Linked DNA regions of Mus musculus: region 2 is linked to region 1. The links are chromatin loops, found by intact Hi-C in ENCODE. Cell type or tissue: gastrocnemius. All regions are shown on one strand. Each heading gives the region's core, and the rest is flanking DNA. Links, peaks and the distances in the headings are about the cores only. Region 1 overlaps Arhgap6 (Rho GTPase activating protein 6). Region 2 overlaps Arhgap6 (Rho GTPase activating protein 6).

The links. A loop is a pair of places that touch in the nucleus more often than their neighbours do. Peaks named below come from ENCODE experiments on the same cell type or tissue, not always from the same donor. Only the 100,000 strongest peaks of a DNase experiment are listed, where the experiment ranks them.
Region 2: it touches region 1 in a loop (8-fold over the local background); 23 of 42 quality-filtered maps call a loop at or near these places.

The regions. Positions count from the first base shown.
Region 1 is chrX:169,302,840-169,305,642 of GRCm38, reverse strand. It overlaps Arhgap6 (Rho GTPase activating protein 6), which reads right to left. Exons shown (of 13, transcript NM_009707.4): 13 at 1,203-2,803. The coding sequence ends at 2,632. Among named protein-coding and RNA genes, the nearest start is that of Hccs, 16 kb to the left of the region's middle. In gastrocnemius, for the core only: a CTCF peak has its summit at 1,497 (motif pointing left); a DNase peak (open chromatin) is centred at 1,500; H3K27ac peaks cover 304 bases.
Region 2 is chrX:168,934,135-168,936,937 of GRCm38, reverse strand. All of the region lies in intron 1 of Arhgap6 (Rho GTPase activating protein 6), which reads right to left. Among named protein-coding and RNA genes, the nearest start is that of Arhgap6, 140 kb to the right of the region's middle. In gastrocnemius, for the core only: a CTCF peak has its summit at 1,280 (motif pointing right); a DNase peak (open chromatin) is centred at 1,284.

The sequences.
Region 1 (2,803 bases), core at 58-2,557:
GAATATCAGGAGGTTCAGAGGAGGAGAAAGAATTTTTCAGACCGTGGTCAAATTCAAGGGACTGGGATAAAGATGAGTGGCATAGAAAAGCCACCTGAGTGCTCAACCACTGTGAGTCTTGTAGGTCCATATACTTGTGGTCCATATACCTGTGGTCCATATACCTGTGGTCCATATACCTGTGGTCCATATACCTGTGGTCTGAGTGGGTCCATATACCTGTGGTCCATATACCTGTGGTCCATATACCTGTGGTCCATATACCTGTGGTCCATATACCTGTGGTCCATATACCTGTGGTCCATATACCTGTGGTCCATATACCTGTGGTCTGAGTGGGTCCATATACCTGTGGTCCATATACCTGTGGTCCATATACCTGTGGTCCATATACCTGTGGTCCATATACCTGTGGTCTGAGTGGGTCCATAAGGCAGAACTGAGTGAGGGCTTCAGACAAATTGTCCATATTCAGAGCCAATATCAGAAGTATTGAGCCTAGTGAGAGCCCAAAGATCACCCAACTAGTTCCCAAGTACGAAGCACTACAGTCCATACCTAGAGCCAGTCCGGCATGTTGAGGCCTATGGAACAGACACAATTTTCAACGACTGTTTTGAGTGACACCTGGCCAAGAGGCATGAACCCTGAGTTTCTGTTAGGCGTCAAATCACTTCCTTTTTTTTTTTAATTTTTTAAACTTTTTTTAAAATTATTTTTATTTATTTTTATTACATATTTTCCTCAATTACATTTCCAATGCTATCCCAAAAGTTCCCCATACCCTCCCCCCCACTTCCCTACCCACTCATTCCCATTTTTTTTTTTTTTTGGCCCTGGCGTTCCCCTGTACTGGGGCATATACAGTTTGCGTGTCCAATGGGCCTCTCTTTCCAGTGATGGCCGACTAGGCCATCTTTTGATACATATGCAGCTAGAGTCAACTAGTCAAATCACTTTCTAAGTGACAAAAAACCAGCCTTTCGTTGCAACAGATCATTGTGGATTTCTACATATTTAAGTAGCACTGACTTGAGGTCCCCAAGCCCCAAGCTACTGGCTATTTTAAAATCTAGCTCTCCAACTGTATGTGTATATTTATGGAATTGCAAACAGGTAATATAGTTGAATTTGGGAGTAGCGAATTATCTATGTAGAATGGGATGTGACTTCCTTCGTTAGATTTAAAGACGGACAACAAATCTTTGCTTAACATTTTATTCATTGTGGCACAAGATAGAATTTTAAGAAACACCACTGAAAAATTTCATTGCCAACATGAAAACTAAGAGCTGACAACAAATCTTTACTTAACATTTTACTCATCATGGCACAAGGTAGAATTTTAATAAACACCACTGAAAAATTTCACTGCCAACATGAAGATTAAGAGTAACACGTCATATATATCCCACTTAGTATATAATACACTGACCCTTCTGATTTGAAAAACAAAACAAAACAATGGAAAATACTGAAGCAAACTGCCACCTGCTGGTCAAAAGTGGTTTTGCAGTTGTAACACTTGAAATTGTTGAAGTACTGTTTACTGTAGTAACACATACGTTACAATACACACAATATTACTGAAGATACTCAAGACACATTTCCTCAGCCTTTGGTACAATGTAAGCGCAAAGATGTAGCTTTTTTGCTCCCCCCCCATAGGATTTACTTTACAAGGAATTGCTTGTAATTGAGCTAATATTGATAACTGGGCAGATGGGGGAAATGATCTATAATTTGAATGTGTATTTGGATTTTAAAGCTTTTTAAAATTGGATTTCAGTTGGTAGCTTTGAAAAATACATAAAAGTAATCCATTATAAATATATATTATTAGTGGCCTATATAAAATTAAATTTGACCTAGAGTGGAATAGAAACTCTCTTAAGTACTCTTGGGTCCCACCTGTCTCTGATTTGATTTTCTGAGTCCTTTCTAAACAGATTCTAAAAATATATTTCACAATGTATCAAATTTAATATTTCCTTAAAACATACTTGCTATGAAAAAGCATTCAGTGACTACAACTTTTGTGTCTCAATACTATATAAAAATATGGCTTCTCATTTTCTCTCTTGTTTGGTTAGTATTTCCTTAGGCATTGAAGGGAGGGGCTGCCCCCAGTTAAAAGGTGATGGCAAAAAGCACAGATACCCGCTTGTGCATATTCCAGAGCATATAGAATCTGGTTGCTTAATATATCTCAGTGTGTAATATAAGTGCAGTGATTTTTAATTGTTCTGTCTTCTCTGTGAATATATCATATTGATATACATAATTTGTTACAGAATATACAATAGTCAAAATTGAAGACACAAATACAATTAAGCTATAACGAAGCAAGAGTTTCTTACATAGAGCCAATGTGGGTTGTTTTGAGCTTGGGAATTGTCATGTTTGTTGGTTTATTTGTTTTTTTCCTAAGGCTGGCTATGCAATAGAATCTTACCATAAATGGCAGGGGTAGAAGTGAATCAATAAGTGGACTTTCTTTTGTGTTGCTTTTTCAAAGTGTGGAAAAACAAAAAAGAAAAACAAGTAAGTGTCCAATTGTCCATAGGCAAGGTTTCCGGGTCTGGACCGGAAGATGTGTTTTGGAAGGGTGGGCTCCAGCTGCTGGCGGGCTTATACTAGGGTTTCCGGGAGGGCGTCGGGGTTATCAGTTGATAGAAGCTCCCAGATCTGCCACCGCTCTCGCTGCCAGTCGAGCCAGCTGGCTTCCCCTAAGTTCTGTTTGTCCTGCTCGCTGGCTGAGAGGGAGTAGGCGCTGCTCAGTTTTTTTGGCCTGGTCTGATGC
Region 2 (2,803 bases), core at 29-2,528, 370 kb after region 1:
AAATCCATTTCTTTTTTGTTCACTAATATGCTCCCTGTAATTGTCATTTCTTAGTCATGTGCCTTTGTTATTTACAACCTAAACATATTACTGAACTTGAAAACTTTGAGTTTAAAAACGCAATACCTATAAAAAAAAGATTATGAAGAGTACAGTATTCACAAAATGGCATCAACTAATCATGAATACGTAAATTCAGTTATATTGTGGAGCATATTGTTTGCTTGCTTGTTTGGTGGTTTCGCATGACCTGGAGCTCATTATGCAGCTCAGGCTGAACTTGACCATGGTCATCCTCCTGCCTCAGCCTCCCGATAGCTAGGACTCATGACCGATGGCACCATTCTCAACAGAAGCTGTGCTTTGGGAGTCACAGTGTATAACTTACTGGGGTCTATGATTACCAACCTTTCCTTCTCCCTCCCGACTATAGGCATGCTACAGAGTTCTGGCCAGTGGAGTGTCTTTTCCAAGCTATCTGAGAAATTTCTCCTGATTTGTTATTCAGACCATTGCAGTAAGGAAAGGGTGCCAGACCTCAAGAGTAGGAGTAAACTCTAACCTGAACACACACACACACACACACACACACACACACACACACGATTTTTACAATTAAATAGTTGAAGAACATTCTGAAGTGAAGGAAATTTCATGGAAATCATATGAAACTCAGATCTTAGCATTTGAAATTCAAGTTTTACTGACACACAACCACACTTATTCATTTACATATTGTCTACAGTTGTTTTTCACACTATATCAGCATAGATGAAATAGTTGGGATAGAGACTGGATAGGAAACAAATGCTGAAATGTTTTTAATCTAGCCATGAAAAAAAAAAAGTGAGATGGCCCTTGCCCTCACTCTTGGCTGTCAGTAAGCTGGGAGAAGCCTGGGCAGCTGGGTCACTAAAAAGAGCTTCTACCAAAGAGACTCACTTGTTGAGAACTTATGTAGAAACGGAAGCATTTTGCCTATGGTCATACCTCTCAGAGCATACCTGACCTAGAAAGATAAGTAGGGTCCGCCTTGGTTAATACTTGGAAGGGAGAGTATGTTATTCCTAGTCTCCTCCTCCCAGGTTTGAGTTACCCAACTAATACCAACAGTCTTATTATTATATGATGTCCATAGTAAAGGGGAAATGGTAAACTAAGTAAAGAAGATGTGAGGAAATATATATTTTTTAAAACATCATTTAGTGCTTTGCATTCACAGTTTTTAAGAAATCCCGTGTTTTAAAATACACTGGGCGAAATATCAGCTTTTAACCAACAGGTGGCGACAAAATGCTGGCTCATTAAACTAGAACCACCCAGACTCACTGTATGAAAATACCCAAGAGATATAAGTTAGAAGCCCTCCAAAGAATTGGCCATTTGTATATTTAAAGCTAAAATAACATAACTATTCTTGTCTAACCTCCAAATTAAATCTTCTTATTTCAATAAACATAATGTTGGTTTGATAATTATTTCAAGTTGGAGAAATGTGAGCTTTAACCTTTAACCTCTAAGCTCTCTCTCTCTCTCTCTCCAGCTCTTGTTCATTATTTAAACCATAGAAAATGTGTTCTACCCATATAATCATGTCCTGCTCTACTCAGACAAAATAAGATCCTAAAAATCTTGATAGACATATTGACAGATCAGCACTTCTGTCAAGGCCTCACACAACTTTTCTACTTAACAGTCACCTTAGAGTCATTCTGTGATTCTTGCCCTACTTTGAGTATATAAATCAGACATCCTTAACAAAAATGCACTAACTGTGGATCAGAGAGTGAGCAATGTATTCTGCAGTTACGAAAGAAATAGGAACGGTTTGGGTGACTTGAAAAGATTGGTGTGGTGTGGACAAAGAACTGAAGGATTGAAGTGATGAAAGCAGTGATGAAAACATAGCCTGGTTTGGAAGTAATGGACTCGGGAGGCATGAGGATGACAACCCCTGTCTCTGCGATGAGTAAAGCTTTTCACTGGCTCAGAAATCAGCTGTCATGTGTTTAAATATGTGATGCCCTCAAGCTAGACAGTCACAACTGCACTTCCTCGCTGTCTTTCTGAGCTCTCTTTTGAGCTGCGATTTCCACCAGGTGGCTATGGATCATGCAAAATAGCTCCAAGTTTTTGTCAGCATGAAAATCTTCTTCTTCATCTAGATGTCGAGCTTTCTTCATTGTGTATTCATGCACGGATTTTGCCCACATCCTTTTCAGGCCCTGCTTCAGCTGCTTTTCCTTTCCCTATGTACATTTTATCATCCCATAAGGTAATGGATCTTGGTGGGATACAGTGTAGTGAGTGAAGTGAGACAACCACGGGCATATAAAGTGAAAGGGACACAGTCAACAACCCTCCAATCTTTTCAGTACTCATAGAGCTAGTGAGTTCCAATGCCATTCTACTGCACGCATGTGCACACACACACACACACACACACAAGCACATGTGCACATGAGGAGAGCGGAAGCCCTGGTTAGAGGCTTTTGGAGCTGGGCAGGGTGACGCACTCCTTTAATCCCAGCACTTGGGAGGCAGAGGTAGGTGAATTTCTGAGTTTGAGACCAGCCTGGTCTACAGAGTGAGTTCCAGGACAGCCAGGGACACAGAGAAACCCTGTCTCGAAAAAACAAAACAAAACAAAACAAAACAAAACAAAACAAAACAAAATAAAATAAAACAAAACAAAACAAAACAAAGAGGCTTTTGGTTCATTAGAGAACAAACGCACAGGCCAGAAATCCTAAGGAGTTCTTGCCCATAGATATGGCCATGACGCAAAAGTACACAGAAGTGT